Linked DNA regions of Homo sapiens: region 1 is linked to region 2. A link is a contact called in ENCODE Hi-C data. All regions are on one chromosome and are shown on one strand. The core of a region is the stretch at or near the end of the contact, and the rest is flanking DNA. Distances in the headings are between cores, read along the strand shown. Region 1 has its middle 50 kb from the start of LINC02247. Region 2 overlaps LOC124902298 (a long non-coding RNA gene).

Region 1 (5,120 bases), core at 2,606-5,105, 39 kb before region 2:
GGCTGATGTTTCATATGCACTTGAAAATAATGTCTATTCTGTTGTTGGACACTGTGTTCTATATTTGTCATTTAGTTCAAGTTTGTTCCTCGTATTTGGATCTCCTTTATTTCTGGTGATTTTTTGGTCTGCTTGACCTATTGGTTATAAGAAAAAGTGTGATTATGGATTTGTCCATCTTTTTCCTTTTAGCCAAATTTTTCCTTACATATTTTGAAGCTTCATAATTAGGTGCATAAAAGTTTGTTACATTTTGCTGGTGGTATAATTCTTTTATTATGAAATGTCCATCTTAGCCGGGCATGGTGGCTCATGCCTGTAATCCCAGCACTTTGGGAGGCTGAGGTGGGCAGATCACCTGAGGTCAGGAGTTCAAGACCAGCCTGGCCAACATGGTGAAACCCTGTCTCTACTAAAAATACAAAAATTAGCCAGACATAGTGGTGCACGCCTGTAGTCCCAGTTACTCAGGAGGCTGAGGCAGGAGAATCACTCCAACCCTGGAGGCGGAGGTTGCATGAGCCACGATTGTGCCACTGCACTCCAGCCTGGGCAACAGAGCGAGATTCTGTCTCAAAAAACAGTTCATCTTTATTTTTTGTAATACTTTTTGCCTCCAAGTTTATACTAGCTGGTGTTATAGAGACATCTTTCTTTTGGTCAGTGTTTTCATAAAACATCTTTCTACCTTTTTACTCTTTCTAGTTCAAACTTTCTTTCTTTTTTTCTTCTTTTTCTTTTTTTTTTTCTTTTTTTCTTTTTTATTTTTTTATTTTTTTTTGAGACAGAGTCTCGCTCTGTCGCCCAGCCTGGAGTGCAGTGGTGTGATCTTGGCTCACTGCAACCTCCGCCTCCTGGGTTCAAGCGATTCTCCTGCCTCAGCCTCCTGAGTAGCTGGGACTACAGGTGCCCGCCACCACACCCAGCTAATTTTTGTATTTTTAGTAGAGATGGGATTTTACCATGTTGGCTAGGATAGTCTCGATCTCTTGACCTCAGGTGATCCACCTGCCTTGGCCTCCCAAAGTGCTGGGATGACAGGCGTGAGCCACCACGCCCAGCCTAATTTTTAAATTTTTTGTAGACACAGGGTCTCCCTGTGTGGCCCAGGCTGGTCTTTCACTCCTAGGCTCAAGCAACCCAACTGCCTTGGCCTTTCAAAGTGTTGGGATTACAGGTGTGAGCCACTGCTCCTGGCCAAGAAATCGTTATTATTTGAAAAGTCGGTACTTATTTACCTTGACCCAGATCTTTACCTGTTCCGTGGCTCGTCACTGTTTCCTGCATATCCACGTCTCTATCTGGGATGATTTCTCTTCTGCCTGGAGAACCCCTTTAGTATTTCTTGTAGTTTAGGTCTGTTGGAAATTGATTATCTTGGTTTTTATTTTGCTGGAAAAGTGTTTATTTTGCTTTCACTTTTGTTTTGGTGGTCATCTAGGGCTAAAGGCCTTAACACGGCCAATCACTAGTATTTATTGAGCAACTAAAAACTTTACATGCTGTTGTTCATCAGCTCCTATGAGACAGATGAGATGGGTGTTACTCCTGTCCCCATTTGTCCATGTGGAACCTGAGGCTCAGCGTGGTTCAGTAACTTGCCCAGGGTCACACAGTGTATTAGTGAGTATTCTCCGCAGACACAGGGCAAATAGGAGACATACGTTCACATCACTTTCTATGTATATTCCTACTGATCTATAAAATAAGGAATTGTGCACGTGACCATGGAGGCTGACAAGTCTCAACATCTGCAGCAGGCAAAGTGGAGACCCAGGAGTGCCAATGGTGTAAGCGTCAGTTCAAGGGCAAGGGAAGACCGAAGTCCCAGCTCCACAGCCAGGCAGGGCAACTCTTTCCTTCTCAGGATTGGATGAGGCCCACTCACACTGGGAGGAAAATTGGCTTCACACTGCCCACCAATCAGATGTTAATCTCATCCAGACTGCCCACCAATCAAATGTTAATCTCATCCAGAATGATGTTTGACCAAATGCCTGGGCACACCGTAACCCATTCAGGTTGTCACGTAAGTTTTTTTTTTTTTTTGAGATGGAGTCTCACTGTGTTGTCCAGGCTGGAGTGCGGTGGCATGATCTCGGCCCACTGCAACATCCGCCTCCTAGGTTCAAGCGATTCTTCTGCCTCAGCCTCCCGAGTAGCTGGACTACAGGCATGCGCCACCACACCCAGCTAATTTTTGTATCTTCAGTAAAGATGGGGTTTCACCATATTGGTCAGGCTGGTCTCAAACTCCTGACCTCAGGCGATCCACCCACCTCAACCTCCCAAAGTGCTGGGATTACAAGCACAAGCCACCGCGCCCGGCCAGGTTGACACATAAGATTAATCATTGCTCACAGTTACTAAGCGGCAGAGCTGGGGTTCGAAACTAGCATTTCAGGCACTGTGCCCCACACTCGGCTTCATGGCTCACCAGCCTGCCAGGTGGACACGCCCAGTCTCGCTCTTCCTGTCTCCACCCACTGTGTGTGTGCACCTGCCATGTGCCAGGGGGCACGGAGGGGCACAAGTTGTGTTTCCATCGCCTAGATTTCCCCAGCTCATGGTGGAGATGGACACATCCAAAACTCTGATCTGAGATGAGTCTCCTTGGTATCTGAAGGATGTCCTTCCTCTCTGGGTCTAGAACTCTGGAGTGACAGCTCTTTTCTTCCAGCACCGTAAACACGTTGCTCCCTTGTCTTCTGGAGCCCATCATTTCTGCTGAAAAATAATCTTATTGTCCCCTTGAAGGTAATTTGTCTATTTGTCTTTACCTCCAGCTACTTTTAAGATTTCTGTATTTGGATTACAGTAGTTTTACCATAATATGCCTAGGTGGCTTCTCCCTGGACCTAGCCTGCTTAGCCTGTGGAGAGCTTCTATCTGGGGTTTGTTTTCTTTCATCGATTTTGGAAAATCCTCAGCCATTCTATCTTCAAACATTGCTTTTTCCCTATCCTCTCTCTTTCTCTTTCTCTCTCTCTCCCTCCTAAAATTCCTGTTACCTGCATGATGGAGCTGCTCCCCAGACCCCATGTGTATGGCATGCTCTGTCTGTTTCTTATCCTTTTCTACTCACTCTGTTTCTTCCTAGTTTTTTTCCTGACTTATCATTTCACTTTATTAAAACTCTATTTCCTAGCCTACTGTTAAGCCTGTCTATTAAGTTTCTAATTTTAATCATTGCATTTTTCTAGAATTTCCATTTTGTAATAGATTCCAGTTGTCTAGCAAAATTCTCTGTTTTATCATCCATTTGCTCGAATAATAATTTGAAAGCCCATCTGTGATGCTACCAATAGCTGAGCAGTCTGTGGGGCTGTTGCTGTCATCATTTTTTTTCTCTGGGTCCTGTTTCTTGGTTTTCCTTGACATTTGTGAAGGCTTGGCTATACCTCTGGTTCCCTTTCATAGCGATTAAGCTTCCTGGCATCCCGGCTGAGAGCCTGGAGCGTCTTCTAGAGCTTCTCCTCCTTGGCAAGTCCTAAGCTCTCATTCTGGGCTACCTGACACTCTAGAAATTCTGACACCTCAGTAGCTTTCTTCTGGGCTTCTTAGCTTCTTGCTCTGCACACGTTCATCCACCAAACAGCTAGAAGGGAAACCTCTGAGCATCAAACTCACTTATTTTCACCACCTTTCTCCCCAGGATCTTCAGATCGCCACTCAATTTTTGGCTACCTTGACAGGTCCAAACTCCAGTGTCAGCCCTGTGAAACTCCGCTGGCTTCCCTTCCTCTTCACGGGTGTTTATGGTCTCTTGTCTTGCAGCAGGAGTTGGGAAATCCCCTGAATGAAAAGCGAGCAACAGCGTTGGCTCATCTCTCCGCGGTTCCCCTTTTGCTGAGATCTCAGCCCTTTGAGTCCCGATTGGCTCAGCTGCTCACCAGTGTCTTCAAAAAGAGCATTCGTATTTTACCCAGCTTGTCTACGTAGTGATCTATGCTGGCTACTTCATAACAGCCAGAAGCAATAGTCATTAAGTGGTATTTTAATTAACTATATTGGCATTTTATATATATATATATACACACACACACACACACACACACATACGCACACTATGTTCAGCACTACAGAGTCCAAATACAAGACACTTTTACCAAGTATTTTATTTGTAAAGGCATCCCAAAGGTAAGATGTCAACACGCAAGATTGGAGTGTGGAGGTGACGCTCATCCAACTTCTTTATTTCTTTTTTTTTTTTTTTTTGAGACAGACTCTTGCTCTGTCACCCAGGCTGGAGTGCAGTGGCATGATCTTGGCTCACTGCAACCTCCGCCTCCCGAGTTCCAGTGATTCTCCTGCCTCAGCTTCCTGAGTAGCTGGGATAACAGGCACACGCCGCCACCATGCCTGGATTTTTTTTTGTATTTTTAGTAGAGATGGGTTTTCGCCATGTTGGCCAGGCTGGTCTCAAACTCCTGGCCTCAAGTGATCTGCCCGCCTCAGCCTCCCAAAGTGCTAGGATTACAGGCATGAGCCACCGCGCCCAGCCTATATTTCTGATTATAAAAAAATTGCAGCAATGGTCGCCATGGTCCACGCATCAGCCAGCGCCTGCTGGGCTTTACACAGCTCTCCTGTCTCCCTCACAGCAAGTCCAGGGGGAGGGTCTAGGAGGCCCCGTTGGGAAGTGACACTCGGGATTTGAGCTCTGGCATGCCTGAATCCCTGAGCCGCTGCGTCCTCCTGGCTCCCTGCAGGAAGATTTCTCCCATGCTGTTTATTTTCAGGATGGTCCCTGAAACGTAAGGGACCCGACAGCCACCACGGCGAGGAAGGCGCAGAAGGGGCAGCACGGAGCCGTGAGCCACAGAGATGCTGCAGCCTGGACCAGCCATCATCAGACAGGCGTGTGCCGTCAGCGCTCAACGTGTGAGAAAGCACAGAGCCAGGCCCTTCCCAAGACCCCACTATGAACCCGATTGCTTCGGCCTGGCTGCCTTCCTCCAAAGGGGTGCAGGCGGGGCCCACGGGACCCCAGTTCTCTAGTCTCGCCTGACTCTAGGCAGAACTCTAGTGGCTCTGATCTCTGGGCAGAACTGACTCAAGAGCCACTGAAGAGACCTTCGCCTGGGGTCCTAGACTGGGCTGCAAGGAGTCTTTGAATC
Region 2 (5,070 bases), core at 2,571-5,070:
GGAGTGGGTTTGGCAACACAGAGGTCACTGGAGACCTTGGTGAGACCTCTTTTGATGCTCAATGCTCCACTGGTTTAGTGGAGCTTCCAATTCCAGGAAGGGAAACTGACAACTCATTAGTGAACATGAATATAGTTTCTACACAGCAAATCGAACAAGTAAGGGACTGGGAACAGTGGGGAGCAGGTGTGGGGGAGGGCAGGACCCTGAGGAGGGGACACATGAGCTGAGGCTGAATACAGTGAGGGTGGGGACCCTGAGAATAGCTCGGTGCAGGGCGGGCATTACAGGTTAGGGAATGGCGAGTACAAAGGCCCTGGGGTGGGAATGAGCTACACGCTGGACCCAGGGAACCTGGCAGAACACAGTGTGGCAGGGTGCCCAGGAGGGTGTCACGGGGTTGGCAGAGCCAGATGGAGAATGGGGGCTATTTAAGGAATGGGAAGACGGGGGAGGTCAGGTTTCCGGCATGGACGTGCTGCTGTGAGCTGTTGGCAATTGTCCGATTCAGCCTGTAAGCTGTTGAGACGCTGAGGTGCTGAGTGGGCGGACAAACATCTGGATCGCAGGGTGGAGGTCAGAGGATCGCAGGATGGAGATCAGAGAGGTCAGAGCTGGGTAGACGCATGTGGGGCTATCACCATAGGAATGGCATTTAAAGGGACTGGACTGTCGGCCGGGCACAGTGGCTCACGCCTGTAATCCCAGCACTTCAGGAGGCCAAGGCGGGCGGTTCACCTGAGGTCAGGAGTTTGAGACCAGCCTGGCCAACATGGTGAAACCTCATCTCTACTAAAAATACAAAAATTAGCCAGGCGTGGTGGCACACATCTGTAATCCCAGCTTCTTGGGAGGCTGAGGCAGGAGAATCACTTGAACCTGCGAGGCGGAGGTTGCAGTGAGCTGAGATTGCGACATTGCACTCCAGTCTGGGCAACAGAGTGAGACTTTGTCTCAAAAAAATAAAAATAAAAAATATAAATAAATAAAATAAAGGCACTGGACTGGGAGGATCCTGGGGAGGGGTGTAGATGGGGCTTAACCCAGGCCCTCCTGGGTGAGGAAAAGGCAAAAGAGCCATGGAGAGACACTGAGAAGGTGTGGCCCATTATGTAGTGGGAGGACCGGTAGGGAGGACCAGTGGGGAGGACAGGTGGGGAGGATGGTGGGGAGGATCGGTGGAGAAGACAGGTAGGTAGGGAGGACAGGTGGGGAGGACAGGTGGAGAGGACAGGTGGGGAGGACAGCTGGAGAGGATGGGGGGAGGACCGGTACGGAGGACCGGTGGGGAGGACAGGTGGGGAGGACAGGTGGGGAGGACAGGTGGAGAGGATGGGGGGAGGACCAGTAGGGAGGACAGGTGAGGAGGACAGGTGGGGAGGACGGAGGGGGAGACGGGTGGAGAGGACAGGTGGGGAGGACACGTGGGGAGGACAGCTGGAGAGGATGGGGGAGGACTGGTACGGAGGACCGGTGGGGAGGACAGGTGGGGAGGACAGGTGGGGAGGATGGGGGGAGGACCAGTAGGGAGGACAGGTGAGGAGGACAGGTGGGGAGGACGGAGGGGGAGACGGGTGGAGAGGACAGGTGGGGAGGACACGTGGGGAGGACAGCTGGAGAGGATGGGGGAGGACTGGTACGGAGGACCGATGGGGAGGACAGGTGGGGAGGACAGGTGGGGAGGATGGGGGGAGGACCAGTAGGGAGGACAGGTGAGGAGGACAGGTGGGGAGGACGGAGGGGGAGACGGGTGGAGAGGACAGGTGGGGAGGACACGTGGGGAGGACTGATGGGGTGGGGGCCCCCAGAAGGCACCAGAAGAAAGCAGTACAGGGCTGCTGGAGAATAGAGTAGGTTTGGCAACACAGAGGTTGCTGGAGACCTTGGCGAGACTTCTTTTATGCCAGATTCGTTTCTACAGGGACTGAGGAAGAGGAGTCTATAAAGAGAAATAGCTGTGGGGTGTTGTGGGGTTGGCGGGCCAGCTTGGCTGGGGGTGGCCAGGAATGAGCCCGCACACAGGGAAGTTGACAGGGCGGATGAGAGCTGCTCTGAAGCCATCCTGACCCCAAACTTAGATTTCCCCCCGGCTGCCTTTTGATTCTTATCCCTACCCCTAATCCCTCTTCATGCTGCAGCCAGAGGAGGCTGGGGTTCAGGGAAGACCGAGCTGCAGCTCCCCAGCAAATCCCGAGTCCCTCTCCGGCTCAGGAGGCCTGAGCTCCAGCCATGCCCTTTCTCAAGCCCCTGTAGGAAGCACTGCCTCATCCTCAGGCACTGCGTAGGCCTTCTCCACATGCCCCTGGTAAGCCTCACTCCTCATGGTCCCAAACTCTTCAGAGGCCTCAGCTGTGTGTCCAGCCTGGCTCAGGGTGGGCACTGAGACACGAATGCAGAGCCCTAACCTTCGACCTCCCACCCTCCCCTTCCTCTCTGCTCTAGTCATCCAGCTTCTTCTCGAATGTCTCCCATGACGGGGTGCTCAGCATCACTCAAGCCAGCTGTGTCCCTGCTTTGGGTTTTCCCCTGGTATGAGTTCAGGGCCAGAGCAGGGAGCCGGGGCCCATCGTAGTGCAGGGGTGGGGGCTCTCCCCAGCTGGGGGAGCGTCCCAGGTCTCCTGGGAGACCTGGGCACATGTGCAGCTGCTGTGCACAGGCAGGAAGATGGCGGCCTCCACTGACCAAGCTCTCAGACGACTCATCAGCTGTGACACACGCCTTTTCATTTGGACCCATTAGGGTAACCTGGTGGAAATAAAGCATCTGTCACACCCCAGGAAAGTGTCACACAGGTATTCCCAAATTCTCTTTCTCCACAGCCCTCAGAGGTCTGACGGCCATTCATACCCATCAACCGGGAGAAAAATCATGTCATTTCCATAATGCACACCCTCTCTGCAGAGGCGCTATAAATATGTAGAGATGACATCGCCGCAGCGTGGCTTGTGTGAGTGATGTCATCTCGGGGGGTTGCCTAGCAACCCCGACAACGTTTGGGAGGCTCTAATTCTTGAGTGGGATAAAGTCACATTTACGCAGTTCAGTTAATCAGCTTCCTGGCAACTCCGCCAAGATGATCTCATTTTATTCATGATTATTTTATGTGAAATGCACTTTTAGCTCTAAGAGAACACAAAGATTTAATTCAAAACTCGCTATTGCTTTGTGTTTCCAGGGTGTCGTTAACACGGCGTCCATGCAAATAACCATGGTAACACACGGATAATTAGTATATATGGCACGCGGTATTAATACAGAGCCGGGGCCGGCTCCCAATCAGCGCCGATTACCGCGTGTTATTACTGGAGTAATTACCTGCAGTAACACACAAATTGAACTAAATGGTCAATTGAAGTAAAGTGAATGGCTTTTTATTCTAGTTCCTAAATAATGTGTCTGCTTGGCTGAGTAGTTCAAGGTAAATAAAAGTCTTAAATTGATGGCCTCTTCCCCACCGCCCCTCCCTGGGTGGAGAATTGGGCTTCGTGGGTCTTGCAGTCTGGTAACCAGACAGTTACTCCTGGAAGCATCTGCCTCTCCTCCAGCCTCCCCACCTCGAAAACGAGCACCCCCATCAAGCATCCCTGCAGAGCTCTGGCCCTTATTAAAAATTCCCAAGCCCTGTGTGCCGTCTTACTCATCCCCCCAGGGAAGAGGGCACGGAACTTTCCAGATAGAAGATGAAGAGCAAAAGGCAGCGGCCTTCCTCCCAGGGATGTTTTCTTGCCCCTCTGGTAGGTGGGGCAGAAAGGAATCACTGGCTTCCTGTTACAGGATGGAAGCGGGGAGGGGAGGTCAAAGGTCACTTCTGCCTTATTAGCAGAGCGTTTCTAAAATTCCATAAACTTAGAAGATCTTCAAACAGGAAGTCACACTGGACCTCTCAAAGAGACAGGGCACATACCGAATTTGAGCTGCTTCGCTCCCTTCAGAGAGGGAGAGGGAGAAGGGAAGGCATGCAGACGATCCTTGGACTGGGCGCGGAGAAGATCAGATGCCCAGCGATGGGGACAGGGGATAGAGTCAGTCTTATTCTGGTCCTTTCTCTGTGACAGGAGCAGTGTTGGGACGGAAGCAGGCCTGGGGAGGTGGGAAAGAAACGTCAAGTCCTTCATTCAGCCCATCTGGGATGATGGGCCAGGGTGCCCACATGGGCATCGAACTCCTAGAAGGCAAAGACAGAGTGCAGAGGAGTATAAAGAGGGTCCGGCTGCTCGGGGTTTCTCTGAGGGAGCCGTATTTAAGCTGAAACTGGAAGGGTGAGGGAGGTCGCAGGGAAGGAGGTTGCAGGGAAGGAGGCTGCAGGGAAGGAGGGCTGAGGAGGACACTAGCAGTCAGGGAAGGGCCAGCAAAAAGCCCTGTGACTAAGAGAGGCCACTCCACTGCACCACCATCTTGAAATGTCACATGTGTGGAAATGCGTAAGTACAGAAATCTAGGAGAAGGAAAGAAAAACGTGGCTTAAAAACCCACAGCCATGTCTGCATTCCAGGGTGGCAGGGGCAGAATTCATTACAGGGCAAGCAAGATGCTTTGTTACTCAGAAAACCCTCTTAAGCGCCTTTGCTTGTCAAGGTAAGGCCACCTCTCTACTCTGGATTGGAGAGTCTGAGACCAACAAAGAGAACAAATTGCATTTCAAAACAAAGGGATTTTTGATCAAAACACTTGCAGGTGCACAGCTGCTCACACCCACTGCCCCACCACAAGGCAGCCATCAGTGCAATATAAACAAGGGGGCCCAGAACATATGCCTGGGCTGAAAACAAGACAAGCCTCTCACAAATCAGAAACAGAAGGAGCAGGGTGAGCACCACAGCCCACAGGGCTCCAGGTTGGGAGTGGCAGGATCTGGACTCAGCACTCCCAAAGGGCAACAGGGACTGGAGTCCAGTGCGGGCCAGGACACAGGCTTGGGAAAGAGGGCAAGAAAACAGCCCAGCAGCCTTGGTGCTGAAGTTATAGTTTAGGGACACTGCAGTCTATGGAGGAGGCAGGTGGTGGGGTTAGCAGGGAAGGGCTGATGCCACAACCTCAAAATGAGAAGCCTCACCAAGATGCCTTCTGCCT

Evidence for each region. Hi-C counts contacts between places; a loop is a spot of excess contacts on that map. Pooled maps may share reads with other maps.
Region 1: a map with no recorded cell type shows a loop between it and region 2 (6-fold over the local background). The contact joins two enhancer-like sites. A Hi-C loop is called at or near these places in 3 of 168 maps with a recorded cell type or tissue (CD8-positive, alpha-beta T cell, endothelial cell of hepatic sinusoid and mesothelial cell of epicardium), 1 of 37 single-sample maps with no recorded cell type and 3 of 50 pooled maps.

The regions. Positions count from the first base shown.
Region 1 is chr9:134,242,671-134,247,790 of GRCh38, reverse strand. No RefSeq gene overlaps it. Among named protein-coding and RNA genes, the nearest start is that of LINC02247, 50 kb to the left of the region's middle. RefSeq lists an enhancer at 3,733-3,852. Within about 2 kb of position 3,855, at least 4 of the 41 ENCODE cell types and tissues checked have a DNase peak (open chromatin) inside an H3K27ac peak, as active enhancers do.
Region 2 is chr9:134,204,026-134,209,095 of GRCh38, reverse strand. It overlaps LOC124902298 (a long non-coding RNA gene), which reads right to left. Exons shown (of 3, transcript XR_007061835.1): 2 at 3,905-4,080; 3 at 2,408-2,745. It overlaps LOC107987137 (a long non-coding RNA gene), which reads left to right. Exons shown (of 3, transcript XR_001746962.2): 3 at 1-726. Among named protein-coding and RNA genes, the nearest start is that of RNU6ATAC, 42 kb to the right of the region's middle. RefSeq lists enhancers at 4,372-4,871, 4,872-5,070. Within about 2 kb of position 3,820, at least 4 of the 41 ENCODE cell types and tissues checked have a DNase peak (open chromatin) inside an H3K27ac peak, as active enhancers do.